Linked DNA regions of Mus musculus: regions 2 and 3 are each linked to region 1. A link is a loop called in an ENCODE intact Hi-C map of the cell type or tissue named here. Cell type or tissue: left cerebral cortex. All regions are shown on one strand. Links, peaks and the distances in the headings refer to the core of each region. The heading gives the core; the rest is flanking DNA.

The links. Peaks named below come from ENCODE experiments on the same cell type or tissue, not always from the same donor. Only the 100,000 strongest peaks of a DNase experiment are listed, where the experiment ranks them.
Region 2: a loop joins it to region 1, with 20 times the contacts of the local background. A loop is called at or near these places in 4 of 42 quality-filtered maps.
Region 3: it touches region 1 in a loop (7-fold over the local background); 31 of 42 quality-filtered maps call a loop at or near these places.

The regions. Positions count from the first base shown.
Region 1 is chr2:127,502,527-127,513,028 of GRCm38, reverse strand. Kcnip3 (Kv channel interacting protein 3, calsenilin) reads left to right here. Exons shown (of 9, transcript NM_019789.4): 2 at 2,035-2,200. It overlaps Gm35478 (a long non-coding RNA gene), which reads right to left and starts at 8,850. Exons shown (of 4, transcript XR_003953902.1): 1 at 8,640-8,850; 2 at 1,628-1,711. In left cerebral cortex, for the core only: CTCF peaks have their summits at 4,653 and 5,737 (motif pointing left); DNase peaks (open chromatin) are centred at 4,827, 5,729, 7,581, 8,702 and 2 more places; H3K27ac peaks cover 1,907 bases.
Region 2 is chr2:127,663,480-127,673,981 of GRCm38, reverse strand. No RefSeq gene overlaps it. Among named protein-coding and RNA genes, the nearest start is that of Gm22889, 8.9 kb to the left of the region's middle. In left cerebral cortex, for the core only: a CTCF peak has its summit at 5,901 (motif pointing right); a DNase peak (open chromatin) is centred at 5,915.
Region 3 is chr2:127,554,037-127,564,538 of GRCm38, reverse strand. No RefSeq gene overlaps it. Among named protein-coding and RNA genes, the nearest start is that of Prom2, 18 kb to the right of the region's middle. In left cerebral cortex, for the core only: a CTCF peak has its summit at 5,022 (motif pointing right); a DNase peak (open chromatin) is centred at 5,003; H3K4me3 peaks cover 355 bases.

The sequences.
Region 1 (10,502 bases), core at 960-8,959:
AGCGATTTAACATTCCTTGGCAGCTCAATCAGACCCTCTCCCAGACAGACAAGTGTCAAATATTCATGAAGATGACCTGCGCTCACCCATCTCTGCTCCTGCCTCCCTCACAATGGGATGGGCCCAGGCCACAGGCTTGACTCTTCTGAGGGACTATGGGCAGGATCCCTTTTCTCTGCTCTTCTTTCTCTTCAGAGATCTCTGCTACCTCAGGAAGGGAAAATGTCACAACCCTTGCCTCGAGGGGCTCAAACTGAGAGTTCTGGCCATTCTGCCAGGTAGAGGAAGCCAGTGCAGGTATCTAGATATCACCCTGACTCTCTACCAGGGAGAAAAATGGCACTAGGCCCCCTTAGCCCAGGGCGTTCATAAACAATTACTTCGGGAGATTGTAGATCTGGTTAATGGACTCCAACACCCACCTTCTGAAATCTCTCCAGGGACCAGGATCCATAAACAGCCAGTTTGGAAGCCTGTGATTAAGATTATCTGGTTTGGAGTCAGAATGCCACACCACTGTGTATCGTGTCCCCACACTCTTCGGGGACTTAGTTTCCTTACCTGTAAAAAAGATGGTGTGACCCACCTCACAGGAGTGTGTCAAGACAGTGTGTAACACGCACTTCTGGGTCTCAGTCTACCCTGGGGGATTACAGGGTCTGTCACACCTGCCTAGGGTTTGAGACAAAATCTACTGGTGTCAGCACTGTGAGTGGGAGTAGGGTGAAGGTGGGCTTCTAATGAAGCGCCCCTGCTAATGGCATTGAAGCTCTGAGGTCCATCTCAGCTTCTGCTCCCACCTTTCCCCACCCCAACATTCAGAGTCTTCAGCAATGAATTCATGAGATAACGAAGGACCAGCTGCCCGACCCACCCTACCCCTACCCCTTGACCAATATACAGATTTTATCCATCAAAGCCATTCCTTTCCTGAATGAGATGCTTAAAAATGTAGAAGGTGCCTCTGACTCAGCCAGGGCAGGGTGTGTGGGAGCATGTGCCTGTGTGTATGTATGCATGTGTACACACAGGTGTGTTCAAGTATGCAAGTGTGTATGCACAATACGTGTAGGGAGATGCCTCCTTCCCCATCCCTGGCATCCCTTCCCTCCACACCAATGTTCCTCACTACCAAGTGAACCCTGGAGAAGGGAAAGGCAGGGGTTGTTACTGGAGCATATGAGGTGACAACTGAGAGCCAGACATGCCTGTTCCATTGATGTGCTGGTGGACACAGGACACAGATGAAGCAAACCAGATGCCTAGAGGGCTGTCATGGCTGACTGCAGCCTGCCCAGCCAGGAGCTACCCTGCCACCACTAGGGACTAATGATGGCAGACAGTTTGATTGACAGGACTGAAGCCAGCATTGCCATAGGCAAACAAACCTCTCTGCTCTGATTGTTCCACAGTGGCTCCAGGCTGACCTTTTCCGATTCACACCTACTCAAATTTAGGCCCCACTGTCTCTCAACACCCCCCACCCCACTCCGTTCCCCTAATTAGCTGGCCAGATGGCCACGGGGCAGGCTGCTTTAGGTGGTCACAGAGATTTGCATTCACTGTCAGGCTCGCTTCCAGTCAAGGCCATGCAAGGCCCTTACTGGGAGAAAGGAAGCGCACTTACCTCAAGATATCACCTCTCTCTTCTCTAGGCTTCAGTGAGTTCTCTCAGGAGCTATTCAGCTGTGTCAGCCAGGCTGGTGGGGGGCTGTGGGGGAGAGAAAGAGCTTAAGACGAACAAGTCTGGGCTCACTTATGGCCTTGCTTTCCTAGGACGCTTCTTCTGGGGCCCCGCCCTATGCCAGAGCCTGAGTGCAGGACAGAAAGAAACCATGAGGGATGGGGGGGACCTCAAGGCTCAAGGGGTGGGGCTGAAGGGGGTCTTCCAGCCAGCACTGCTGCAGCTCGCAGAGCAGGTTCCTGGGAGGGTTAGGACTGGCCTCACCCAGGATATCAGAGTGGCCGATAGGACCTTCTGGAGGTCCCTCCCGTGAGCCTGAGCTTATGAATCCTCCCTCCATTCCTCTGCAGGAAGCCGTGAAGGCATCAGATGGCAACCTCCTGGGAGATCCTGGGCGCATACCACTGAGCAAGAGGGAAAGCATCAAGTGGCAAAGGCCACGGTTCACCCGCCAGGCCCTGATGCGTTGCTGCTTAATCAAGTGGATCCTGTCCAGTGCTGCCCCACAAGGCTCAGGTAGGACAAGAGTGACCGGGGGCAGAGAGATCACGCTGAGCTCTGTCTTCTCTGAGGCCACCTTGGGCCATACTGCCTCCACCTCTGTTGGGAAACATGTCTTCATTCATTCACATTCTCCCTTCGCTAATACCAGAGCTCTAGTACAGGACATGGGGACAGCAGACCAGAACCGTACACAGGTTTTCCAGAGAGAGCCTGGGAGAGAGAGGCAGGCTGGAGGTTGAGGAGGCAGGCTGTACCTCACCCAGCACTCACTGGCAGAGCTATCTTGAACATCTATGAATCCTTTCTAAGTCCTCCATAGAAAAGGGCCCTGGACCTACCCACAGGGCAGATCTAGTACCTCCGGGTTCTTGCCCCATGTACCCAGAGACTGAGGCTGGCATTCTGGGGTGTTCATGGCATGGGAGTGAGGCTAGCACCAATAACTGTGCTGTGCTTCTTCACAGCTATCTGGGGTGTTTACGAGGAATGGTAGCACAGAAAATGCAGAGATAACCTCACAGAGCCCCTGCAGTCTCTCTCTCTCTCTCTCATGCACATACTCACACCTTTGCACATGAGTGTGCATACACACACATGTACATATGCCATGCATGTGGAAGTGCAATCCCATGCCAGCATCCCAGGATCAGTTGCAAGATCTCTGCCTATATCACATATGTTTTTTGATGGCATAGAGGCTTGTATGAGAATCCATCACCAGGAAGAGGTACACGCTTAGCCGGAAGAGATGCTTTGTGTGTTTTCGTAAGCCACACAGTCTTGCTGTGTGATCTCCAGGGAGCCTTAGTCTCCTTGACAGACAATGGGTACAGTCAGTGTTCCTAGACTCCTGGGTTAGCCAGTATTCCTGAATGGAGGAGAGAGAGCAAGCACAGGGGCCTGAGCATGTGTGTACATGAAGGGACAAGGTTGCTGCATCCTAAGACCTCATCTTTATTGGCAAAGCCTATTCTGACTTGCTCTTAGCTGGATTCCATTCCACCAACGGAACTGACCCACCCCTGACTTTTGTCTCTGAACCTTTCCCGTGGAAGCACTAACACATGTGGGGCACCTTCCTGGGCCCCCGCTGTTCTAATGTCTTGCAGGTGGCAGAACATGTGTGGTTTGCACTCACGTGAAAATGTTTCCCATTGTCCACCAGAGTGGGCTCCAAGAGCTGTAGCACTCTGGTGTGGCCTCTAAGTGTGTCCACAGGACTCAGCTCCAACCAAGGTGGCTCAACTTTCTGTCCCCTTCCAACTCAGAGTCCCACCTCCCCCATATCTGTCATCTTGAGTTTCCCTGAACAGATAGAATATGGCAGCTATAGTCCAGGCCTCTGTTCTCCTCTATAATTGCCACTCTGACCCACAAGGCACTGGGCAATGGTGGCTCTGGCTGGGACTATACACCTCTGATGGCAATGTCATGGTGCACTGGGTGCACTGAGTCCAAGAGAAAGCAGGGTGTGTTCACATCCCATTCAGGGTGGCTTCTTAGAAGCCAGAGCCCTTTCCTAGTCACTCCCTTCAGAAGTACACAGTACAGGGTAAGGCCAGGAGAGTACCCAGCAGCCCAGCCCAGCCTGTATTTGCATGGATGGACATGTTTATCAAAAGTTACCAAACACTGAGAGGAGGTATGGCTGATGGGAAGCAAGCCACTTTAAGCTGTGTGAATCAGAAGCTGCAGCCCACCTCCAGGGACTCCAGAGAATCAGGAGTGAAGATCCCATATTCCCTGATTCCCTGGGGTGAGCTCCTGAGCTTCAGCAACTCAGTCGGAACACGTCCATCTATGTCCCCCAAGGAGGACTCCGTTGGTGTGGCCACACTGGCAATTTTGTGTGCATGTGAAATGCCACACTGTGGTTGATGCGTCTGCTTCTCAGGCTCTGGGTGCACAGAACAATAAGCGCCATTCAGGGGATCTCCATCACATGTCCCGAGAGGCCTGCCACGGTATCCTGAGCACTGGGTGCCTGTTCAGTCCAGCAGCCCAGACACTGCCCTTGTTGGGGTTTTTCCATTCAGCCCCAGAATCAGAAAAACAGGTATCTGGGATTGCTGAAAGTATAGGTCAAGGCCCAGCATGGCGTCCCCAAGACTTGAGTGAGTCGGGATCTCAACACAGAATGGGCAAGACTCAGGGACCTCAAGGTGGGGTTGCAAGAACTGGTCCAGCTGTGGCTGTGCCCTGGGAGGTAGCAGGGGGCCAGTAGCAGGGTCTTTAAGATGCACAGGTCCGGATGGTGGGGGCAAGGCAGGCAGCTTGACTCCCCACCCAGAAACAGCCATTCTCAGCCCAGGACCCTAGGAACATCTCAGTGTGCCAGAGCTGTGACTCTGGCCTTCTCTGTGGGTGGCCCTTCCTGGCAGAGTGCCTTCTGAAGGAGGCGTGGTTTCAGCTGAAGCCACCGACTGGACAGACTTGCTTCTCAAGTCTGCCTCTCCTGGAAGTCAGAGAGATTTGGGTTTCTTTAATTATCTAAGTTAGAATAAAATCCTTCCAAAATGGCTTGGGGTCCTGAGTTAAGCAAAAAACTGAGACCCTGGGTGTGGGGAAAGTCACAGAAACTCTAGAGGAACAGGGAACCACAGTGTGACAAAGCCTACATCCCAGCTGTCACACTACGCAGCTTCTGAGTCACACAACCCCACCATTCATGGAACCAAGGCTGTGCTCCCCGCCCTCCGGAAGTGTGGACTCACAGGTTCATCAGCCATTCAAGTCACAGGCTCAGTTCAGATTCAAGAAAGGACTTATGGACTCCCTGAACCTCAGGCTGCAGCGTGGAGTGGCCATCTTTAATCCAATCCAAAGAGTTCTCAACAGTGCAAACCAAACCTTCACTCTTTAGAGGTCTACACTGTCTGTGGTCTTGCCTAGGAAGCGACCGTAATCCCCATTGAGGAGTGTTATTAGGAGCCCCAGAGACACCACTGAGCTGAAACACTGTCCTTGCCACTCTGTAAGCTACCCCCAGGACCAGTCTATGACCTACCTGGCTCTTATCAGCTGGCCCTTTCTAATTGATAAGAGCAGCCCAAAGGGGCCAGGTGACCATCTTAGGCTTTAGGGCAATAGCCCCTTGGACGTCTCCCCTTGGAGCTTCTACCTCTAGAGTCTCAATTCTCTCAAATGGAGACAAGAAAAGCACTGAGTAGGTAGAGTGCTTGAAGGACCACCTGCTGGATTCATCTGACCCCTGGGTCACCTTCTGAACAGAGAGGTAGATCGTGTTAGTACTGTGACCTGTGTATGGTCGTGACTGAATCCATCTTATAGCTGCTTCCAACCTTTCCCTGTCTTTAGTAGGCATCTCTACTGTCCCAGTGGTGCCAGGAGTTGGGAGAGGGGGAAAAAACAGGATGTGGAACAAGCTCTTTGATTAATGACAGTGACGAATGTGACCTCTGAGTGTGGTATGCAGAGCAACGGGAGTGCTGGAGGGTCTGAAACCAGGGGCTCATCAAGAGTGGCCCTTGTCTGCCATTGAAGGCTACAGCTGAGCTTGTCTGCCACCTGCTGGCTAACTGTGCACATGACAACATGCGGTCAGGGTAGCCAAGAAGGGGAGGCGCCTGAATGCTGAGTAACAATGTAAGTCAAATAGGATAAATGGTACTTTGTTTATGGGCAGGTGCTGCCATGGCTAGGAAGAGAGGCCACCTGGCTGCTGGGCTGTCAGGCACCTGCCCAGCCCTGGCACCCTCTCAAAAGCCATTAGAAAGGATGCATGCCCCAGTAGGTCCTTCTCCGACTATGTCCCCTTCCACCTCCCTGACACCTGACCCCATGGTTAACCATAGTCCATGATCAATGGGAAAGGTTTCCTCCGGCCACCGCTCCTCCCGGGCAGCGTAAGAAGCACCCGTAGAGAACATTCTCCTCTCCGTGCCACAAGGATGGGGAAGATGTCCCTTCCCACCGCCCTTGCCACACGGCTTGGTGTCACCTTTCCTGCCACCCTGTCAGTCACATGTGATTTCCCTCAGACAGAAATTCAGTGTGGTCGAAAGGGAGGCAGAAGCATCAAGGGCTGAGCTGCCTGCCTACCTGTCCACCCCACACCCTGGCTTAGGTCTCACCCACATCAGCACACCTGATGATAGAGACACACACACAACCCTCTAGGCCTGAGGCCAGCAATAGATTCCCAGTTCCTGGGGAGGGGTAGCTCAGGGCCCACAGCTACCCAGCACCTACAGACTTCAATCTATCTCCACAAATAGCTCAGTAGCCTGCAACTAGCTGTGTGCAGAGGGAAAGAGACTATTGCCAAAAAAGCATGTTTTCTGGAAACTCTTGTCGGGACCTGCATGGACCCAGAAGGTGTCACAACTTGCCTTAGACACATTTGCTACGGTTGCTGCAAACACTGGGTTAATAGACACAAGGCCTGAGCTGCCTGCTGGCCCTGCTGCACAGCCTTTGTGTGTGCTCAGTAAATAGCTCAGAGCAGCAGACGTGGCCAGGTACACAGCAAGTGTCACCAAATCCTGCAGTTTCTTCACCTGGCAGAGTGTGCAACCCACACGAGTTCACTTCTGCTTTAGAGGAGGCGGTTTGACTTGCCTACCTCTGTATGGAACAGAAGCCCTGAGCAACAGTGGCTGCATTTGAGTTAGGAAGTGATTGCAAAATATCTCAAACTCTGCTCTTTGGCCTGTTCCTTCTCAGTTGCAAAGTGGTTACTTCCGCTCTAGCCGTTCTGGGATCGTCCTAGGCAAAAGAAAGGGAAAGACACCTGGGAGGAGAAAGTTCGGCCAATGGTGTCAGTAGAGCAAGGTGAGCACAGAAAGTTCTAGAAGGCTGTTTACATTTCACTAGCCAGAACTAAGCCAAGTTGACTGCAAGGAACACGGGAGAATGGCACTGTTTTTCTGTTTTGCTTCGTATGTTCCAGGTTGGCCTCAAACTTGCAATGCCGCTGGGGCTGACCTTGAACTTCTGATCCTTTTGTCTCCAATCCCTGCATAGCGGGATTAAGGTGTTGGCCACAAGTTTTTGCTGAGGGTTGAACCAAGGGCTTCTTGCATGTCAGGTGAGCATTCTACTAAGTCAGCTGCACCCCTAGCCCTAGAATAGCGGCTTCTTACTGAACATATCCCTCCCTCTGACAAACCCTGATGTCTACAAGTAAACGCAGAGAGGGGACTGGGTGCCTCGTTGGTGACCAGAGGACCTCAGCAAGCTGTCTGGCATTTACCAAGTGTGCAGTAAAGGGAGTGGGGAGTCTGGTTCCTGCTCCAGCATGCTCTTGGCTGTTCCCTCTCCTCATGAGAGAGACCACTTCCTCTCTCTGTTTGCTACTTCTCAGACACGCAGGGAGGATGGGGCTCTAGGTAATAAGTAGAAGCCAGGAGTCAAGAGGAGGCCAAAGGCTGGGGCAGGGTGGGAACAGGCTGTGGAAAGTCCCTGGGCCTGTGAGGTTCACACCCTGAGCGGCAAGTCGCACTGGGTGCCACCTCCTCCCGAGGTGCCAGAGCAATGCTCACCCCCATCTGGGCTTTTTACAGCTGCTGACACTTATTTGGGGGAACAGTGAGCTCCTGGGTCCTGGAGGTTGAGGAGATAAATGCAGGTACCAGGCAGGCTCAGGGAGACAAAGCAGATCCTGGACTGAGGGGCTGTTCAGTCTCTGGCACTTTCCTAAGAGCAGGAGAGAGTGAAACAGGCCAAGAGATAGACTAAGAGAGACACCGAGAGAGAGAGAGAGAGAGAGAGAGAGAGAGAGAGAGAGAGAGAGAGAGAGAGATTTGAAAGAGAAACAAGCTAGAAGCAGGTGTGGAGAGGGCAAGCCCTCCCTGAAGAAGGGTGCTGAGCCTAGGTTTGGAAAGGCCACCAGAGAACCAGGACCCGGGCAGCACCATGTCTGAGTGTGGCAAGGGCTGCTACCCAAGACTGCAGGAGTGTCAGCATGGCTGTAAGAAGCACCTGGGAGACATCATCAGCTTCTTCTTCCGCTTCATCTCAGGGAACCTGGCTCGAGGTGAGGGCTGCCTGGCTGGGACAGGGATACCAGGTGCCGGAAGATGTCATTTGGGGATGGGGACTGTAGCTCCTCCTTTTGGGGATAAAGGCTCTGTGCCTTGTACATTCCCATAGGGACCCCTTACTCTCAGAAAGCTAAGCCAAGATTCCCAGACTCATAAGCCTGGAAAGAGATGGGTGGCCAGGATCCTGATCTCCATAGTGGATATAGACCCAAGCCCTCCTAACTGCTCTAGAAAGCCCTCCCTGCCTGGCACATGTGGGCCCCCCTATCCTCACTGAACCCCAGCTCCCTCCCTCCCCGAGAAGTCCTCTTCCATCAGAGCCAATATGGACCTATTGTGCCATGCAGAGGAGAGAGAGGAAATAAGGGGGGCAGTGTGTATTGAGACTGTGTATAGAGGATATTTGTCAATGACAGCCTTCTTAAAGTCTTCAGAAGTCCACTCACCGGGAAGACTTGACAGGAGGCCTAGATCCGGCCTGGAAGTGGGAGGAGGGGCGCGTCACAGAAGGCTGTGTCTTTGTTGCTTCTCTGCCTCTCATCCAAGCTTGGCAGGGCCTGCTGGCTGGCAGGGGCACTTCCTACCCAGAAGGGAAGGGAATCTTGCAGATGGGGATCTGAGAACTGGGGTGTGAAGAGCTTCAGACCTTGAAGCTCAGGACCCCCCCCCCCCGGGCTCTTTTTTCCTATTCTCTTATTGGAGGAAAAGGACCTAGCTAGGCTAAGGCAGTCACATGATTCCCCATAGAGACATAATTAAATCCATAAAACAAAGATGGACCTTCTCATAGGCGTGTGACACACAAAGCAGCCTTCTGCTTCAGGGAGCTGTCATTGACCCAGAGGGGTGACATGCTAAGCAGTGAGCAAGCCAGACTGAAGCTGTCAACCTCACACTTTGGGGTGGAGCCTGTTGTGCCCAGTGTGGGGTGTCCACAAAAAGAAGAGCCAGGCATACTTAAGAGCTGTCAGGTTAGCAAATAGCACATCGTTGTTGTTGTTGTTGTTGTTGTTGTTGCTGTTGCTGTTGTTGTTGTTGTTGTTGGTGGTGGTGGTGGTGGTGGTGGTGGTGGTGGTGGATGTATGCTCAGCTTGTGACTTGGGTGTAATGACCAGAGGACAGCTCTTTGGAGTCTGTTCCCTCCTTCCACCTCCATATGAATGATACACAAGAATAAAACTCAGGAAGCCAGACTCATTTGGCAAGTGCCTTTCTTTACTGGTGGAGACACTCCGCCAGCCCATAAAGAACATTTATAGGAAGAAATGCCCATTTCCAAATCTGTAGGAAAAAAAAATAACAGCATAAACCATCAGAGTGATGAGAAAATGGTAAGACAGGAGTGAGAAGAACTTGGAAGATGAGCCTGGCTCTCTTTCCCCAGGTGCACAAGGACTCTGTAGGGCATGCTCTCTGGCTCCAGAGAGGTAGCAGGTATCCAGGCCATGTCCATGAACAACCAGGGAAGTCACAGCCGTTGCCTTGACCCTCTGCTAGACCCCTCACCCTGGTCTCACATCCCCAAGTTCCCCTCAGGTCACCTCAGGCTTAGATGGGGAGGAAAGAGATCAGCTTTTCCCAAGATACTCTTCTAGGCTGTAAGGAGGACACAGAGCAAGGCTACCTCCCTGGTTCCTTAGTGTGACCTACAGAGTCATACCTTTGTGCTGCCCTTTGGACTTCTGCTGAAACTCACAGGGAAAGATACAAAGAGCCCAGAGAGTGAGAGATGAGCCCTGTGTACGGACTCTCATCTCAGAGCTCCTCAAGGCAAGGTAGGGGCAGAACAGAGGCCAGGGAGGGCTGTCAGCTAAAGCAACAGCTGTCTACCCCTGTCCTAGAACCCATCTGACCTGAATTGTCCAAGTATCATTCTGATGCCCTAAATATACGCCCCACACAGATAGATGCAAGTGCATACCCAGGTTCCACTGAACTCCTAATTGAGGATGCCAGCCAAATGGCAAAGCTGATTCCAATCAGAAGAAAACTCAGGGAGAGCTTGGGACACACAGGGCACAAGCAAGATGGCTCAGTTATACACAAATGATGGGGAAAAGGCCAGGGACTACAACAGACCACTCATGAGGGCATCTTCTCTACCACAGAAAAGAAATTTCTAAAATGCCTTTTAGAAATGTGCATCTGGGTACCAGTCATAGCAACACCCAGTTCTCCCTGGCAAGTCAGGTGATTCTGAGGGCAGACTGGATGGCTTCATTTGCACAGTTTGTAAACAGAGCCCCATCTGCCAGGCCATGCTCCAGCCTCTCACCGCATCCATTTCTTCATCTGTAAGATGAAATGGA
Region 2 (10,502 bases), core at 1,470-9,469, 160 kb before region 1:
ACTTGATCCTGACTCAACTTTGGTACCTTGTATCTGTCCAGAAATTTGTCCATTTCGTCCAGGTTTTCCAGTTTTGTTGAGTATAACCTTTTGTAGAAGGATCTGATGGTGTTTTGGATTTCTTCAGGATCTGTTGTTATGTCTCCCTTTTCATTTCTGATTTTGTTAATTAGGATTTTGTCCCTGTGCCCTTTAGTAAGTCTAGCTAAGGGTTTATCTATCTTGTTGATTTTCTCAAAGAACCAACTCCTCGTTTGGTTAATTCTTTGAATAGTTCTTCTTGTTTCCACTTGGTTGATTTCACCCCTGAGTTTGATTATTTCCTGCCGTCTACTCCTCTTGGGTGAATTTGCTTCCTTTTTTTCTAGAGCTTTTAGATGTGTTGTCAAGCTGCTAGTATGTGCTCTCTCCCGTTTCTTCTTGGAGGCACTCAGAGCTATGAGTTTCCCTCTTAGAAATGCTTTCATTGTGTCCCAAAGGTTTGGGTACGTTGTGGCTTCATTTTCATTAAACTCTAAAAGTCTTTAATTTCTTTCTTTATTCCTTCCTTGATCAAGGTATCATTGAGAAGAGTGTTGTTCAGTTTCCATGTGAATGTTGGCTTTCCATTATTTATGTTGTTATTGAAGATCAGTCTTAGGCCATGGTGGTCTGATAGGATACATGGGACAATTTCAATATTTTTGTATCTGTTGAGGCCTGTTTTGTGGCCAATTATATGGTCAATTTTGGAGAAGGTCCCGTGAGGTGCTGAGAAGAAGGTATATCCTTTTGTTTTAGGATAAAATGTTCTGTAGATATCTGTTAGGTCCATTTGTTTCATAACTTCTGTTAGTTTCACTGTGTCCCTGTTTAGTTTCTGTTTCCACGATCTGTCCCTTGATGAAAGTGGTGTGTTGAAGTCTCCCACTATTATTGTGTGAGGTGCAATGTGTGCTTTGAGCTTTACTAAAATGTCTTTAATGAATGTGGCTGCCCTTGCATTTGGAGCGTAGATATTCAGAATTGAGAGTTCCTCTTGGAGGATTTTACCTTTGATGAGTATGAAGTGTCCCTCCTTGTCTTTTTTGATAACTTTGGGTTGGAAGTCGATTTTATCCGATATTAGAATGGCTACTCCAGCTTGTTTCTTCAGACCATTTGCTTGGAAAATTGTTTTCCAGCCTTTCACTCTGAGGTAGTGTCTGTCTTTTTCCCTGAGATGGGTTTCCTGTAAGCAGCAGAATGTTGGGTCCTGTTTGTGTAGCCAGTCTGTTAGTCTATGTCTTTTTATTGGGGAATTGAGTCCATTGACATTAAGAGATATTAAGGAAAAGTAATTGTTGCTTCCTTTTATTTTTGTTGTTAGAGTTGGCATTCTGTTATTGTGGCTGTCTTCTTTTTGGTTTGTTGAGGGATTACTTTCTTGTTTGTTCTAGGGCGTGATTTCCGTCCTTGTATTGCTTCTTTTCTGTTATTATCCTTTGAAGGGCTGGATTCGTGGAAAGATATTGTGTGAATTTGGTTTTGTCGTGGAATACTTTGGTTTCTCCATCTATGGTAATTGAGAGTTTGGCCGGGTATAGTAGCCTGGGCTGGCATTTGTGCTCTCTTAGTGTCTGTATAACATCTGTCCAGGCTCTTCTGGCTTTCATAGTCTCTGGTGAAAAGTCTGGTGTAATTCTGATAGGCCTTCCTTTATATGTTACTTGACCTTTCTCCCTTACTGCTTTTAATATTCTATCTTTATTTAGTGCATTTGTTGTTCTGATTATTATGTGTCGGGAGGAATTTCTTTTCTGGTCCAGTCTATTTGGAGTTCTGTAGGCTTCTTGTATGATCATGGGCATCTCTTTCTTTATGTTTGGGAAGTTTTCTTCAATTATTTTGTTGAAGATGTTTGCTGGTCCTTTGAGTTGAAAATCTTCATTCTCATCCACTCCTATTATGCCTAGGTTTGGTCTTCTCATTGTGTCCTGGATTTCCTGGATGTTTTGAGTTAGGATCCTTTTGCATTTTGTATTTTCTTTGACTGTTGTGTCGATGTTCTCTATGAAATCTTCTGCACCTGAGATTCTCTCTTCCATTTCTTGTATTCTGTTGCTGATGCTCGCATCTATGGTTCCAGATCTCTTTCCTAGGGTTTCTATCTCCAGCGTTGCCTCGCTTTGGGTTTTCTTTACTGTGTCTACTTCCCTTTTTAGTTCTAGTATGGTTTTGTTCATTTCCATTACCTGTTTGGATGTGTTTTCCTGTTTTTCTTTAAGGACTTCTACCTGTTTGGCTGTGTTTTCCTGCTTTTCTTTAAGGGCCTGTAACTCTTTAGCAGTGCTCTCCTGTAATTCTTTAAGTGACTTATGAAAGTCCTTCTTGATGTCCTCTATCATCATCATGAAAAATGCTTTTAAATCTGGGTCTAGATTTTCGGTTGTGTTGGGGTGCCCAGGACTAGGTGGAGTGGGAGTGCTGCATTCTGATGATGGTGAGTGGTCTTGATTTCTGTTAGTAGGATTCTTACGTTTGCCTTTCGCCATCTGGTAATCTCTGAAGCTAGCTGTTATAGTTGTCTCTGTTAAGAGCTTGTACTTCAGGTGACTCTCTTAGCCTCTATAAGCAGACCTGGGAGGGTAGCACTCTCCTTGGTTTCAGTGGGTAGAGTATTCTCTGCAGGAAAGCTCTCTTCTTGCAGGGAAGGTACCCAGATATCTGGTGTTCGAACCGGACTCCTGGCAGAAGTTGTGTTCCACTCACTAGAGGTCTTAGGATCCCGTGGGGAATCCTGTGTGGGTCCTTGCGGGTGTCAGGCAACTCTGCTGGCCAGGAAGCCCGGGGCTCGAGTGGAGCGGAAGGGGCTTTTGCCCCGGGTCAGGCCCGGGCAGTCTGCTTCCCTATGTACCGCAGTCTCAGGTTCCGCGCGATTGGATTGGGGCCGGCGCTGTGTTCCACTCACCAGAGGTCTTAGGATCCCGTGGGGAATCCTGTGTGGGCCCTTGCGGGTGTCAGGCAACTCCGCTGGCAAGGAAGCCCGGGGCTCGAGTGGAGCGGAAGGGGCTTTTGCCCCGGGTCAGGCCCGGGCAGTCTCGAAGCTCTTTCTTAATAAACTATAACTCCACTTCAAAAAACCCCAAGGATTATCTTAGCTATTTTGGATCCTTTGCATTTCCATGTGACTTTTGCTTCAACCTAAAATATATGATTACATCACACATAACCATGGGGAATTTGGTAGAGATTTTGTTATTCTGTAGATAGATCTTGAGAAATTTTGCCTTTTTAGAAGTAGAGCAGCTATGGATCTCGTTCTATCTACCAAAGAAATCTTTATTTTGTTTAAGATTTTTATCTCTTAGTTGATTGTGGTACATGCGCATGCACACACACACACACACACACACACACACAAGCATGTGAGTCCTGGGAATCAAGTTTGGGTCCTTAGGCTTGGCTGTAAGCACTTTTTCCTCACTGGTTCCAGAAGAACATCTTTGGAGAGTGAAAAGAGGAATTTCGTTGTACCTCAACATAAAGCTTAATCCACCTGTGTGAGCTGAGCCTGGGGTAGTCACAACATTTGGGAGACCGAGGCAGGAGGATCAAGACTTCAGAGCCAACCTCATCTACAAAGAAGACTCTGATTAAAAAAATAAATAAGAAAACACACGGGTGCAGGCAGAAAAGTAGACCAGAAGAGAGTGTCCCATCCCTTGGGGCTGCAGTTTAGCAGCTTGACTGTAGGTGCTGGGACTCGAACTCAGGACCTCTGCAAGAACAGTACATGCTCTTTATCCATGAGCCATCTCTCCAGCTTCCTCTCTCTCTCTCTCTCTCTCTCTCTCTCTCTCTCTCTCTCTCAGAGTAAGGCATCCCCACTTGCAGCCTGCTGACCTGGGTGGTTTGTCCCTGTCTGAGATCCTGCCTGCTGCAGGACTGGATGGATGTGAGCAACACACCTTTCTTTCTCCCATTCTCACAGAGCCCCCACCTCTATGGTACAGGAGGCAGGATTGACAGAGATGGCTGTAAACCTGAGATGGGGTGAGGGTGGGGATGGGGGCAGGCACTCCTTGGTCTCAGAGGCTCCAGCTGGCAAGCATAACTTGCTCTTTGGTGTTTTGGACTCCTTTAGGCCATGAATGGCTATAACCCTCTTGTCTTAACAAGTAAGAATTGAGCATTTAGGCACCAAGCAGGGTGTCCCACTGTCTTCTCATGGCCACTGCTCCTACCCTATTCCACATACAAGAGGGCATTGGATCCTTTGAAGCTGGAGTCATTGGTGCTTGGACCCAAATCCCCACCACTACCCATCTCTAAGAACAGCAAGAGATCCTAACCACTGAACCATTTCCCCAGCCACCAACAGCTTGCTTTCGTACAACTCTTGCTCTCTGTTTAAAACTATACCTCATGTCTGGACCCTGAAGACAGATTGGGGGACACTGGACCTCTGCATTTGCTTTCCCAGGGATGTACATTGAATAATCTCTTTTCTCTACTTTGTAACTATTTCTTATCTCTGTGATTGGCATACTGGGGACAGGTAGGCAAGAAACTTCCAGAAGCCCAGGTTTTGACCCTAAACTCCATTAACAATGGTGTCTTTTAGAGGACAATGGCCTGTCCCACCTTACACTTTACTTTTGACATGAAGTAACTCCCAACAGCAAACCAAAGATGATCAGAGTTCTCTAGGGGCTGTTCTGGTAAGGCTGACCTGAGTTAGGTATGGCCAGGACCTCCAGACAGTCGGGAGGCAGGAGGGCAGGGCTCATTTTATGTCCTCGGGGGAGAAGTCAGAAGGTAGCCAGCTTTAAGAGAACAGCTCTCTTAGTTGATGTGGTGTATACTCTTTTAATCCCAGCCCTTGAGAGTCAGATGCAGGAGGAACTGTGAATTTAAGGCTAACCTGGTCTATATAGTGAGTTTCAGGCAAGCCAGGGCTACAATAGTGAAACCCTGTCTCGAAAACAAAAACAAAACAAAACAACAAAAGGGTTCATCTCTGAGAAGCTATCTCTTCATTCTCTTCAGAAGAGATTGCTGTTGGAAAAGCCTGCTTGTCAGTTGACAGAGGGACATCTAACAATGAGTTTCTAACAAGGAGAGGAGCTGGCGTGGGGCATTAGTAGTAACTTAAAGGTTTTCTTAGCTAATAGAATTGTCAGTCCCAGAAGCAGGGACTGGGTTTGAGCCTTTCAAGGAAGGCAGTAGAGTTTGACTGGCTTCCTGCTCAAAAAGCAGACAACATGATACCACCCCTGCTATCTCATATTCCTCCTCCTAAGCAGACAGTCACAGAACCCTGGGCCATCTACCTACAGGATTATCCTATCCTAAGCCAAGCCAAGCAGAAGCAGCTGCTTACCCAATGGAGAAGGCTGTGTTAGATGCGCAAAACTGAACCTAAAGAGCTGAGAGGTTCTCTTCATTCTCTGTCTCTAGGCCTAGGGAAGTGTTTGTCCCCAAAAGATGCTTATGTCAGCCCACAAGAGGTCAGAGACCTTCATATGTTGAAACTCAGTGTCATCTGAGAATTTTGTCTCAGACCTGAATTCTTCCAGCCCATGTTCATTCCTAAGCCCTAAGAACATAAATGCCTTCTGGGGGTCTGGAAAGTCCCATGTGGGGTTTCAGATAGAAAGCAGTTCCAGAACTAGTTCCAAAGTCCGTTGGGAGGAGCATAAAGATATAAGTCCAGGCAATAAAGGGAGTCTCAGAATTCCCCCTACAGAAGGTACAGGTTGGGGAGAGAAGACTTTAAGAGAATTCCCCCCAAGTTCCTGAGAGACTGCATCAGAGCCAGAGGCTGGGATGCAGTTCGTGCTGGGTCTTTATTGTCTCTAAGAAAGAAAGAAAGAAGTTGAACATAAGGAATTTCAGGTAATTTTCCTTCCAGATTGAATGAAAGTGTTATATTTCAAACTGCCACTAGGGGGCACAGGTTTTCCTTTATTCAGGCAATACTGAGGCCTCAAAGTGTTCTAAAAGAAGAGCAGGCAGAGATGGGTAGTGGCACACACCTTGAATCCCAGCACTCAGGAGGCAGAGGCAGGTGGATCTCTGTGAGTTTGAGGCCAGCCTGAACTACAGAGTGAGTTCCAGGACAGCCAAGGTTACACAGAAAAACCCTGTCAGCCAAAAAAAAAAAAAAGGAGGGAGGGAGGGAAGGAAAAGAAAGCCATATGGCCCAGTGTTCAGATCCTCAGCATCTACACAAAGAGCTCTATACCACAGAGATATCTGTGTCTACTACTGTACCATTCACAGTTGCAAAAAGATGGAACCAGCCCCAACACCCATCAACAGAGAAGCAGATAATGAAAATGTGCCATATGTACAAAACAGAATTTTACTTAGCTGTCAAGAAAAAGAAAATTACGAAATCTGTAAGCAAATGGTTGCAACTAGAAAGAATTATCAAGTGACCCTGTCTCGTTCTCTCTCCTACGTGAATTCTAATTTTTAATGTGTGTATGTGTGTAATAAGAGATGTAGACTAACTGGGCAGTGGTGGCACACGCCTTTAATCCCAGCACTCAGGAGGCAGAGGCAGGCGGATTTCTGAGTTCAAGGTCAGCCTGGTCTACAGAGTGAGTTCCAGGACAAGCAGGGCTACACAGAGAAACCCTGTCTGGAAAGAGAGAGAGAGAGAGAGAGAGAGAGAGAGAGAGAGAGAGAGAGAGAAGTATGAAAGTAGTTAGTTAGGGGACCATGAGAGGGAAAGGCAAAGGTCACATGTGATAAGAGAAGCAAAAGGAGGTTACTGAGGTGTGGTGCATGGGGTACAGGGAGGGTGTGGTGCATGGTGGTACAGGGAAGGTGTGGTGCATGGGGGTACAGGGAGGGTGTGGTGCATGGGGTACAGGGAGGGTGTGGTGCATGGGGATGCAGAGAGGATGTGGAAGGTATGGGAAGAGAAACAACAAAACAAATCAGGTTTGAAAACACAGTTATGAAACTTAACTCTTGTAACCCAGTAAACAAGTTTTTAACTAAGAAACAAAACCAAATGTTTGTCTTCAGTGTTTGCGACTTCAACAGTTCTAATCCAGAGATGCATCCTGTAGGATTTCTGTTCATATGGAGTTGGGTTTCCTGTGTAGAAGAAAACAGAAGGTAAACATGGTTTCTCCAGGTGGCATATCTGGATACCCCTCCAGGAATGCCCTCTTAGAGTGGGCCTAGCATCTGCCTCAACAGATACAGCTATGAAAGCAGAGATAGGATTATAGTGTCACAGCTTTGAGACCCTGACAGTGGGCATGAGTCCTCCTCCCTCTTCTTCTTTATAGTTCTGGGGATTGAACCCAGGACCTCGTGAATGCTGGCAAATGCCCTACCTCTACGATCCTTTTTGAGACATGGTCTTGCTAAGTTGACCATGAAGGCCTTGAACCCCTGATCCTTCCACCTCATGTGCTGAGTATCTGGTATTATAGGCATGAGCCATTAGCTGCCTTGACAGATCCAGCTTGCTGGCATTTTGAGCCTGGTGTGCCTGGCAGCTGCTCTCATTCCAAGCTTAAAATAAAAAGGGTTCTGCCTCTTGTCTATCCAATGGCTTTGTTGTGTCCTCTATCAAAAGATACTTTAAGCTCAATAAGACAATAGGGACTGTAGGTGGGATGGTGTGACTGTGACCGCTGACTTGCAGGGTGCCACTGGGGACTACTCTTAGCTCTTAACTGGGCCCAGACCACTGTGATGGTCCTGGGAAAAGACTCCAGCTTCCACTATAGCCTGTTTGTCAGCTCCTAGTTTGGCCAATGATTTCTGAGTCACCAGCGTGGGCATATCCAAAGTGAGCAGAACTGATCAATTATGCTCATTAGACAGCTTGGGGAGGGTGGGCCGCTCAGGGCCACTCACAAGGCACTTTCTGAGCCTGGCATTCTGGGATGCTTCTAAGTTAGCGCTTCTGTGGCTATCGGGGGCAGAACCCTGGCTCATTCCAGGAGTCCCACTAGAAGAAGATATTGTCATCCTGGATGGTAGAGAAGTGGTACCTGGTTTTGTCATTATGATTATGCATGAGAGATGGCAGCCTACTGTGGCCTTTCTTTCTGTCCTCAGTCAAGGTGTGACTGTCCCTGCAGAGACCAGAACAAGAGCTTCCACTAGTCAAAGGAGAAAGAATAGAAATGGCTTCAGGCCCGGAGGAACCTCCTAGATTGAGCAGGGAAGCTGGTGTGTGGGTGACAGCCAGGATGTCCTGTAACAGGGGCTTTGTCCATGCACGAGGTCAAAGTGCACAAACACATGATGACATATGACTCTGTGCTGGCTGGTTTTGTGTGCCAACCTGACATAAGCTGCAGTTAGCACAGAGAAAGGAGCCTCCCTTGAGGAGATGCCTCCTTGAGATCCAGCTGTAAGGCATTTTCTCAATTAGTGACCAGGGGATGGGGGATGGCCTAGACTATTGTGGGTGGTGCCATCCCTGGGCTGGTTGTCCTAGGTTCTATAAGAAAGCAAGCTGAGCAAGCCAGGGGAAGTAACATCCCTCCATGGCTTCTGCATCAGCTCCTGCCTCCTGATTTGCTTGAGTTCCAGCCCTGACTTCCTTTGGTGATGGACAGCAATGTGGAAGTGTAAGCTGAATAAACCCTTTCCTCCCCAACTTTTATCTTGGTCATGATGTTTGTGCAGGAATAGAAACCCTGACTAAGAGTCCCAGGGTGCATGAACGCTGTTAATGCTAAGGTCGTTGCCCACATTTTTATATGTGTATATATATATATACACATGGCATGTAGGAATGGTATATATGTGTACATGCAGGTGTACAAGTGTGTGCCCATGCATGCAGTGACAGAGGCCTAAAAAGTCACCCTCCTCCCAGTGTCATTTTCTGTTGTTCTCCACTTCACTCTTTGAAACAGTGTCTCTCTTTATCCCTGGAGCTTACTTTCTCAGCCAGCCTGGCCTGTAAGGCCACCCTCAGGATGTGCCTGCCTCTGCACCCTGCTCCAAAGCACTAGGGTTACACCATACGCTGCCACTTTTACATGGATGCTGGACATAGACACTTCATTTCAAGCACTTTACCCTCCAAGCCATGTCCCCACATCTTGGGGTTTACTGTGCCAGACACAAAGGGTACTCAACACGTTTTATCTTGTTAACCCACTAATGGCCTGTGGGAGACGTATTATTATTGTTATTATAGACAAAAGACACTGAAACAGAGACATTAAGTAATTTGTATAAGCAGTGAATTAATGGCCGCCAGAGTCTTGGGTGCATTCTGTCACCTGAGGGAGCCTGAGTGACTCTTAATAAATGAGTATCTGTTTTGGACTCAACGTGAAAGACGACAAGGGCAGTGGCCAAGAGAAAACAGTGGGACGCCCTGCTTGGTGCCTAAATGCTCAATTCTTACTTGTGGGGAGAAGGAATAAGGCAAGAGGTTTATAGCCATGCATGGCCTAAAGGAGTCCAAAAAACCAAAGAGCAAGGTGTGCTTGCCAGCTGGAGCCTCTGAGACCAAGGAGTTCCTGCCCCCATCCTCACCCTCACCCCATCTCAGGTTTACAGCCATCTCTGTCAATCCTGTCTCCTGTACCATAGAGGTGGGGGCTCTGTGAGAATGGGAGAAAGAAAGGTGTGTTGCTCACATCCATCCAGTCCTGCAGCAGGCAAGAACTCTCAGGCAGAGAGAGAGAGAGAGAGAGAGAGAGAGAGAGAGAGAGAGAGAGAGACAGACAGACAGACAGACAGACACGGACACAGACACAGTCACAGTCACAGTCACACACACAGACACAGACACAGACACAGACACAGACACAGACACAGACACAGACACAGACACAGACACAGACACAGACACAGACACAGACAGACACAGACACAGACACAGACACACACAGACACAGACACAGACACACACACAGACACAGACACAGACACAGACACAGACACAGACACAGACACAGACACAGACACAGACACAGACACAGACAGACACAGACACAGACACAGACACACACAGACACAGACACAGACACAGACACAGACACAGACACAGACACAGACACAGACACAGACACAGACACAGACACAGACACAGACACAGACACAGAGAGAGGAGACAGAGAGATCGAGGAGGGCCAAATAGCCCCTTTTATAGCAAGCCAAACTTACCTGACTATTATCATGATTATTATCATTATTATTATAAGTGTTGGGCAGAGCCTAGAAGGAATGCTAACATTTCTCCATTTTGGTTTAATTTAAAAAGAGGAAAGTAGAACGAGGCAATGGTGAAGCAGGAATAGGGCCTTCATGATCTTTAGGTGCTTCCTTCTGACTTTGGGGTATCTGGGGAGCCTAAGAAGATGGGGATGGGATGTTGGTCTAGCCTTAGGAGAGTCAGCTGTTTCCTTGCTGTCAGGGTCTGTGGAACCATCCCTGGGTAGGAAGGAGCAGGTCCAGTAGAAGCCGCTGTGTCTGTGAGGACAGATTGGAGCATCTGTGGGTTGCTCCTCCGGAGCTGTCCTGGATGTAGATTTTGAGTAAAC
Region 3 (10,502 bases), core at 1,163-9,162, 51 kb before region 1:
CCCTTCATGTGTCCTCCACTGGTACTGGTGAGGAAGGGTTGGAGTAGGAACTCAGACACCACCACATCGGAGGCTGGAGAGTGAAAATGCAGGCTCCCCAAATGGCCCGTGCTGGTAGGGGAAGGACTGTGTGTTCTTTTGTGCTAAAACTGGACAATATTGTCTAAAAGTTTTCTGTCCTGCTGGTCTATCCCCTTCCTGACCTGTTTCTTAGAAAGAATAAGTAGATTTTTCTTGGGCCTTTATGAATCTACCCCTCTTCTTTTTCTCCTCTTTGTCTCTTCCACAACTCCACAGTTTTAGGTTGTCAGCTTCTCCAAAAAGCAGTTTGTGATACAAGGCAAAAGAAGAAGTGCCAAGAAATTCTGCTGTGGGTCCCTCAGGTGTCTAAGTCCTTGTCCATCTCATCTTTCTCCACCTGTTAGAACCTTCTTGTGTTTCTCTTCCCAAGATTTCCATCTGAGCTTGAACTGTTAGGGAAAACAGCTACTCTATCTTTCCCTTGCCATTCTTGCACTGGGCACGGATACGGCACGTTGTGGAGCACAGCCCACGGGTCTGTGGCATATAGACAGCAGTACAGAATAGTCAGCTAGAACTGGAATGGCCACTGGTTCTACAGATAGGCTCCTGTGTGGGAACTATGCACTGCTTCCTCTAACTTTGAGAGGACTATACTTCTTTTTTTAAAGATTTATTTATTTATTATCTGTTAGTACACTTTGCTGTGTTCAGACACTCCAGAAGAGGGTGTCAGATCTCATTACGGATGGTTGTGAGCCACCATGTGGTTGCTGGGATTTTGAACTCAGGACCTTCGGAAAAGCAGTCAGTGCTCTTAACCTCTGAGCCATCTCTCCAGCCCACAGGACTATACTTTTTCAATTGAAATAGCAGTGTTCAATTTGTGCACTGCAAACTTGATGAGAGATAACTACAATCATGAATATAAACTGTAACATTAATATTTTTATCTTTATTCCAAGGATGTGTAAGAGCCACTGGCAAATTGAATTTACATTTGTCGCTTGGATTTATTTTTTCCAATTATGAATTACTTATTTATGGTTATCAGAACATTTGATATATGTTATTATAGAGAATCAACAAAATTAAGATGATAATTGATATTTGAGACAAGTCACTTTGTGTTTGAAATGTTTCTTTATATATGTGTTTTGAAAATGCCATACCTACTTGAGAGTGGCTAGAACTAGGTAGAGAGTGGATACAAAAGTGATTTGTAAACTATTAGGTGTTAGGAAATAGTTAGATATAATTGGTATAGTCATTTATATGACCTGTCTATCCCATATTTGTTATGATGGTGTAGTTCAATAAAAATGGCTGTGAAAATAATAGAGTTTTACGTTTTTTTAACTGTTTTCTTAAGCAGTAGTAAACATATGTGTGTGTGTCTTTGTAATAGGCATATTTTTCATTTTTAAAGCATTTGATTTTTTAATCGATGTGATTATATGTGTCTTTGTGAGGATATGCACACATGCCTGTGGGTGCCCACAGAGGTTGGATACATCGGCTCTCCTGGAACTGGAGTTACACATGTAGGTGCCAGGAGCTGAACTCGGGTCCTCTGTAAGAGCGGCACACATTCTCAGCTGCCAAGCCATCTCTCCAGCCCCAAGCTGTTCCTTACTAACGTAACAAACTATATTGATTTTTTTTTAATGTTAAAGAATCCAAGCATGTCTGAGATTTCCCAATGTCATGATTTCCATCATCTCAGGAAGTCTGTATTCTCTGAGTGTCTATGTTCCCTGCTAAATTGGAATTGGTGTGTTTGTAAATTTGTTAATTACCTTTAAGGACTAGTCCTATTTCTGTTGCTTAATTTTTTAAAAGTTTTTCTTAAACTTTTTCTTTTGTCATTGAATTAATTTTCTTTTCCTTTTAGTCTCTGTTTCGCTTACAATTGTGTGCTTTTTGAGATTGCTTCTTTATAGTCTTTCCCTCAGTTCTATTTACAGAGGTTCATCAACTTTATTAGGCCTTTCAAATTAATTTTTGGGGTATTTGGAAAGTTAACTTTGCCAATATTTACTTTACATACAATAAAATTTATCCATCTAGTGTTCAATAAGCTTGAAAAGTTAATGGCAGATACTTACCCAAACCATAGCAATGCCAGAGCGTGGGCTTGCTAGATCACCTGGTAGCTCCATTTTTAATTTTGGAGTAATTTCTATGGAGCTTCTTATTCCTTTACATTTGACTGAGTCTGCCAGTCTAACCATATCACCCTTACTCAACCCAAGAAATCGAATGCCAGTGTAATACTCTCTGCCATAGAGCATTAGCTTATCCATGGTTTCCCCAAAATACCACTTGCTGTCCCCCATCCTGTTTCCAGTCAGTAATGGCATACATTGTGTTCATTTGCCCACCTCTTGTAGTCTCTTTCAGCCCAAATTGGCATTTCTACCTGCTATAATTAGAGTCTCAAGTGTACCCCCAAAAAGCTCCTGTCTAGAAGACTGGGTCTTTAATGCAATGATCAGAGGTCAGACTTTGGGGAAGTGATTAGCTCATGAGGATGCTGACAGGCTAATTCATTGGTGGATTCCCAGTTAAATTGATTGAGGGGATGGGGATAGCCTGGAAGGCAGAGCCTAACTGGAATGGGTCACTCTGGACACAACTCTGAAAGTTAACTGTGCCGGCTAGTTTTTGTGTCAAAAGAGGGTGCACACCTGCATTCCTACTGGGAAGTGGAGATGAGAGAATGCGCCAGAAGTTCATGAGCCAGCTGACCTGGACTAAGCCATATAACAGCAGATATAAGAACCCCACTTTGACAAGGTGGAAGGAGAGACTGGGCTCCCAAAAGCTGTCCTTTGACGTCCACATGCACACCATGGCACGTGCACACCAACACTCACACATCAACACACTTGAACTTCCTTTACATTCACATTAAACATTTGTTGAGATTTACTTTGACTTTAGGTATGTGGATATTTGATCTGTATGTATGTCTGTGCACCACATTTGTACAGTGCCTATGGAGGCCAGAAGAGGGTGTCAGATCCTGTGGAACAGACATTAGCTGCTGCAGTCGTTAGCTGCCACGTGGGTACTGAGAGTCACACCCTGGTCTTCTAGAAGGGTAGCCGGTGCTCTCAATTGTTGAGCCATCTCTCCAGCCCTGCATTTACATTTTAAATGTTTTAAATTAAAATCTAACTACATCACTCTTCCCTTTCCTCCCTCCAACTCTTCCCATGTCCTGTCCCTCCACCCCCTTCCATGTGCCCCTTCTTTCTTGCAAGTGGGCTAGAGAGATGGTCATGGTTAAAAGAACATGCTGGGCGGGCATGGTGGCACACGCCTTTAATCCCAGCACTTGGAAGGCAGAGGCAGGTGTCTGAGTTTGAGGTCAGCCTGGTCTACAAAGTGAGTTCTAGGACAGCCAGGGCTATACAGAGAAACCCTGTCTCGAAAAACCAAAAAAAAAAAAAAAAGACCTTGCTGCTTTTGCAGGGGACACCACCCAGCCATCATTTGGATAGTTCACAATCAACTGTAACTCCAAATTCTGGGGATGCGATGCCCTCTTCTGGTCTCTGCACTGAACTCATGCGCAAAACCATACTCAGACACACACACACACACACACATATATATGTATATATATATATAAAATCTCAATATATATGTCACTCGGCCATAGAGCTACATCCACAGTGCCTCTGAGTGTTCTGTTTTTAACATTCCATTGTTATTCACCTTTAGAAGCCTAGTAGACATTCTCATAACATTGTTCTCAGATACAGCTGTATTTATCTATCAGGGTGTGTTCTGTGATGTCCCCCGTGGAGCATGAAACCTCCCGTAGTTCTGTATCGTGTGTGCTTTATTCTCATAGCCTCTCTGTTATATGTGAATCACTTGTCTTGTACTCCTGGGCCATTATTGATAAAAACAGGGGTTCTCTAAATGCAAGCACTGTGTTACTCTGGGAGTCAGTCATAGTAACTGTGATGGCTAAGTGACTGAGAAGAAGTAGTGTATACAGCATTGATACATTGGACCTAGAGGGGAAGCACGGGCTTCCCCTGGGGAGGATGGAGCAGAAGCCATGACAATTCATCATGCCACTCAGATCATCAAACAACTGGAAACATATGAATTGATTATTTCTGGCACTTCTCATTTAATATTTTCAGATGGTGCTTGAAATTTCAAAATGTGAGACCCACAATGTCTGTACTGTTATAGTATCACCCACCATGCAATTTCAAAATAAAGAACAAAAACCAGGGAAATGGCTTAATGGATAAAGGAATCTACCGCCAAGTCAAATAACACAAATTCAGTACCACACCAACTTGTGGGTGTGTGCCCAAGAGGAGTGAAAACACATTCACAAAAAGATTTCTGTAAGTATGTTACTAGCTCACCGTAATAGCAGCCCAAGCTGGAAGCGTCCCAAATGTTCATCATTAGTATAAAAGAAAACAAACTAGAGTGTTCATGCAGTGGGCCATTAGTCGACAATAAAAGAATGGGCTGTGGATACACAATGAATTTCACAAACATCCTGCTCAGTGGAAGGCACCAGAAGAATGCTACAGGACTTTCAGGGGACCCTTGAAAGGAGGCCAAAGTGATGGATATTAACAGAAAGTAGAAAGGCCTTGGTTGTTAGGGAAGGAATATCTGTGACAGGCACAGCGAGCTTTCTAAGGTCTTTCAAAGAGAAATTAAGAAGCCTCGGGTAAGGCGGTGTGCGCCTGTTATCTTCACACTCGTGATGCAGAAAAAGGATTACAAGTTTAAGGCAAGCCTGTGCTAAAAATGGAGCTCTGTTTCAAAACAAGAATATGAAAATAACAATAACCTAGTAACGGCCCAAGATTGGTTTAATTTGGGGTAATTGGGGCTGCCTACACAGTGATTGGCTCCCTGGGGCTGCCTGCACACTGATTGGCTCCGAGGATGCTCCAGGGGTCTCCAGTCCTATGCGTAAGAACTTCTATGTAGTTCTCAGACTTGTCACCGGGTGGCAGTGTCGACCAGTCTGTCGGACTCCTGCGGCTGCTCCATGGAGATCTTTGCCTCTGCAGCTGCTCAGCTCCACAGGGTCATTGATACCATCGGTCACTTTTAAGTAGACCGAGTTATTCACCGATTGCCTACTGAATCCAGCAGTCTCAGCAGGAAATGACTTATCTGTTTGTCTAGAACACATCTGTGGCTCTGATGTAGGAACCCTAGGGCCCTGTGGAGGACTGAACAATAGCAGAGTTCACAGACACTGCGGTGGCACAAGCTTCCTGACAGTTGGCACGCGTGCAGCACAGAGCCCTGTGGAAGGGTTTGGGAAATCAGGGGGGATCCCCTCTGCAGCCAGCCTGGTCTACAGAAACAGTCCAGTGCCAACCTGGGCAATATAGTGGTTCCCTGATTCATTTTTTTAAAAAATGCTAGAAATGGTCTGGCTGTGAATCTCAATGATGGAGTACTTGCTAAGTAGCTATGTGTTCAAGTCGGACTCCAAAGCAGTGATGGCCACCCACACAAGACTGGCCCACCAGCCTTCCATTGTGAATGGGGGACAGGCTCATGAAGTCCTCGACCTCCCAGAGGAGCTTCAAGTGCTTAATGGCTGCTAGGAGATGGGAAGGCATATCCTTAGTGGTGTGGTTGCTGATAAGGTTGCCCTTCCTCAAGCAACTGCCCCCCACCAGCCATTCATGGATGCAATGCAAGTTCAAAGCCGTGGGGCACGCTCAAGGACAGCAGAGCAAGAAAGAGGGTACCGCTGGGGAGAAGGGAGAAAGGTTAGGAGGAGGGATGGAGGGAGGAATATGATCAAAGTACAGTGTGTGGGGTGTGTGTGTGTGTGTGTGTGAAGAGAGAGAAAGATTATGACAGTCACTTGTGGCTCACACCAGTAGGATATCCTGAAGAGGTAGAGGCAGGAGTATCACAAGTATCAGGACAACTTGGACTGTAAGACAGGACTGGTGAGTTGGCTCAGCAGGTAAAGGCCCTTGCCTCCAAGTCTAACCATGTGAATTCCATCCATCCCAGGAGCTTACATGATAGAAAGAGAGAATCAACTCCTGTTAAGTTTCCTTTACTTGCATGTGTGTAACATGGCATGCCCCCATCAAATATATAAACACTACAACCATTTTTTAAAAGAACTTGTGAAAGGGTAAATCAATTTAAAACAAAGCTGCTTGTCTCCCTGCTCAAACTCACAGGTCCATAGTTCCCCTCCTAGCTGCACTGAAGAGCTCTGGTCTCCATAAGTGATCGCTGGCCTTTGCTGAGAACATACCATGTCCCCTGAACACACCTGATAGCTTTAAGATGTAGGGACTACTGATATCTCAATTTTGAGGCTAAGAAACAGGTAGGTAGGGGCTCTCTGTGTCCAGTGCCAGTGTCAGGACAGCTTGGTCGTGACTGACAGGGGCGCAGCCAGGACAGAAAAATCTGAGATGCTCCAGGCTGAGGTGCTCCTGGCTTACCTGCTGGGAAAACAAGTGATACATAACTGCCCTCACAGTGTTGTGGGGTCCATTCCTAAAACCTCTGGAGAAGGCTCCAGTTCCACACCCCTCTGTCTTAGTGCTACCCAGGACAGCCAGAGCAACACAAGACCCTTTCAAACTCATCAACAAGACTGCCTCCACGTGAGCTGAAGAAGGACACCAATAGACAGGCCAAAGAGACTGGGGGGTAGACCGAGAGGCCTCGGTCCTGCACAAAGAGTTACAGGCAACTAAGGAACACTGAGCTTGGGAGAGTCTTCCCCAAGGAAGAGCATGCCGGTCGGTTATCCAGTACCAAGTCAGCCCTGAACACATGCATACAAGTAGCATTATACCGACCGAGCAGGTTATATTTAGGAATATATGTGTGTATACATATGTGCATGCAATAACAATTAATGAAAAAGAGAGGCCATGAATTGGAAAGATGGCAAGGAGGTTTTAGAAGAAGGAAAGGGAAGAGAGAGATGATGTTATTATATTATAATCTTGAAATGAAAAAAAATCAAGCAAACCCTAAAAGCAGAACGTGATTCTCCCACGTGCGTTCTTAGCACAGCTTCAAACCCTGATCCTGTGAACAGCCCTGCTGTGGGTTGCTCATCCTTTGTATTTAAGGGATCAGAGCTTCGGAAGCTTCCCCTGTCCTCCCGTGCTTTCAGCCGGGAGTGGCTGCATCATGATTAAAGGAAGGTGTGCGCGTGGAATGGCCTGCTGATTCTTGGCAAAATGAACCTGGACTTATTTTTAGTTCTCTAATCCTTGCTTGCCTTATTATGTGGGAAGTCCTGTTCCCTGACAGACTAATTGTCTTTGAAAGACGCCCTTTCCCAAGGGGTGACTCCAGTCACATTTTTGGCTTTACCCCTGCCACCCTCACTTTGTCCAGGGGTTGTTAAAAGACTCCAAATTATAGCTCTTTGGTTTAGCTTTGTAAACATACATGCGCACACGTGTGTGTGCGCACACACACACACACATACACACTCCTTCACACACGCATACACATACTCTCTCATACACATATACTCTTACACACACATAAACACACATACTCACTTTATCTTGTAGAAAACTATGGGAGGGCATTTGGGTCAGGGGACAGCATGCACTTGCAGAGGGGAAGAGGCGTGAAAGACTGGGGTGTACTGGGGACAGGGACAGCCTCAGTGTGGCTGCTACTGGTGACAGACTGGGAGGTTTGCCAGCCTGCGGAGAAACCTAGAATGCCTTCCACCAAGAGTCCAGAGTCTAGGGATGCTTCAAGAACTACTTAGCTCCAGGCCTTACTCAGCCAGATTTATATGCTCTTGGGTCAGGGTCGTGGCTGATGCTGGCAGATGAGAGGAAGGAACAGGTTTCTCCACTGCTGTCCCAGCTCTAGAGGTAGATTGACAGAGACAAGTGAATAGTAAGGAAGCCTGCAGATGTGATATAAGTTGCTTCATGACACCAGAGCCTTTAAAAGGAAATGAAGAGCCAACAAAGTTGGTATGTGGGACTCAGCAGTGAGGAGCTCTTACTTACTGCTCCTGCAGAGGACCTGGGTTCAGTTCCCAGCACCTGTATAGTAGTAGCAAAGAGAGGGGCTCACAACTGCCTGTAACTCCAGTTCCAGAGGGTCTGACGCCCTCTTGTGACTTCTGCAGACTACCCCATGCATGTGGTGCACACTCATACACATACACTCAGGCACATACACTTTTTTTTTTTTTTGACTTTTCAGGATAGGGTTTCTCTGTGTAGCCCTTGCAGTCTTGGAACTATCTCTGTAGACCAGGCTGGCCTTGAACTCACAGAGATTCTCTTGCCTCTGCCTCCCAGATGCTGGGATTAAAGGGCATGTACCACCACCACCCAGCTATAAATATTTTTTACAAGAACATGTTTTGTATGATATAACATTGAACAGTGTGAAGCAGGTTGTGGAAAAGAGACTAAGTTAGTGGGGCAGGAAGAGTATGGCTAAAGGAGGATGCGCAGAATTCAACAAAGTCATCTGTAGAGAATTCTCTCGGCCAGGACTACTCCTTAAAGTGTGTTCCTTTCTTCCTGGCATGAAGAAAGCACCTTCCTCTCAGGGGTTTTAAATCTGCCATCTTGAGGAACAGAGAGAAAGTGTGCCTTGTGTGCTTCTGCTATTCCTTAAACTGTCCTTGAGAGGATCCTCCCACCCCACCCCCACTCCCATCGCCCCTCCCCCATCAAAGCGGCATGCTGTGTGGGTGGCATGCTCTACCACCCTTCCCAAGGACTGAGGGTGTTTGGTGTCCGTGGGTAATTCTGCTGAGACCCTGGGATCCAGTTGGCAGAGACATTGCTAGTCTATAATAACATGCAGCTTTAGGGACCCCACAGGACTAGGGAGCTAGGACTCATTATTATTGTCTGGCTGAGGTTTGTATCCCAACGCCCCATTACTGAAAGATTGGTTTCTAGTGTGATCTGGTTAAGAGGTAATGAGATTTTTCAAGGGGTGGGGCTCAGTGGGAGGTCATTACCAGCTGATTCCCACTGGAGTTTCCAAACTCAACTACTATGCGATCATGCTCACAAGCATCTTCCCCAGGACTCTATCAGCCGTGATGTCACACAGCCAAAGTGTCCTCACCAGAGTCAGTGATGTGCTGGTTAGATTGTTGACCTCCAAAACTGTGAACTAAAAGACTCTTGTTAAGAACTCGGCTTCAGATAGCTCATTACAGTAATGGAATAATAAGGACTTCACTCTTGCTTTGCTACGCTTTAGCCAGAGAGTGCACTTTTCATTTCCACCAAAAGACTGTTCTCCAGTGCTGGTCATGAAGTCTCAACCCAGCTGTAAGAGGCTGTAACTGCTTACCTTCCCAGCGCATGGGAGGGAGAGAAGAACAAAATGGGGTCTGGGGCTTGACTACAGTGGTCACCAGATCTTTGGAAGATAATTATTTTTATTGTTTTTTTTTAAATTTTTATTATTGTTGTTCTTGATGTGTGTATGAAGTGTGCGAATGTGGCTGTGCACATGGCTCAAAGGACAACTTTTGGGAGATAGTTCTCTCCTTCCATCCTGTTGAGGCAGAGTCCCTTTTACCTCTGCTGTGTCGCTTCCTCCATGCTGGGGGCTTGTCTCCATCTCCAGTCTTGCATAGGAGTAGTGGGATTACAGATGTGTGTCACCACATCTGGATTTATACCTATACTCCATATTTCTAATTCAGGTTGCCTGGGCTTGTGTGACCAATGCTTTTAACTCACTGAGCCACCTTCCCAGCCCAGACCTTTAAAAAAAATTAACAAATAATTTTTTATGGTGCTGGGCATAGAACCCAAGGTCTTCTGTGTGTTGTGTAAGTACTCTACTAGTGGATCTCTTGGGTTTTTCTGTTGTTGTTGTTTTGTTTTGTTTTGTTTTGTTTTGTTTTTTCGTGACAAGGTTTCTCTGTGTAGCCCTGGCTGTCCTGAAACTCACTCTGTAGACCAGGCTGGCCTCGAACTCAGAAATCTACCTGCCTCTGCCTCCCAAGTGCTGGGATTTAAAGGCATGCACCACCACACCTGGCTTGGTGGTTTTTTTGTTTTTGTTTTTGTTTTTTTGTTTTTTTTTTTTTTTGAGACAATATCTTAGTTAAGGTTACCATTGCTATGATGAAACACCATCACCAAAAAGCAACTTAGAAACGGTTTGTCTGGCTTACATACTCAGATTCACAGTTCACGGAGGGAAGCCAAGGCAGGAGATGATGCAGAGGCCATGGAGGGTGCTGCTTACTAGCTTGCTCCCCATGCTTGCTTAGCCTGTTTTCTTATAGCACTTGGTCAGCCCATGGGAAGCACCCCCCACAATGGGCTGGGCCCTCCCACATCAATCACTGATTAAGAAAATGCTCCCCAGCCTACCCACAGCCCAGGCTTATGGAACATTTTGTCAATTGAGATTCCCTCCTCTCCGATGACTTTATCTTGTGTCAAGATGGCATAAAACTTGTCTGCGCA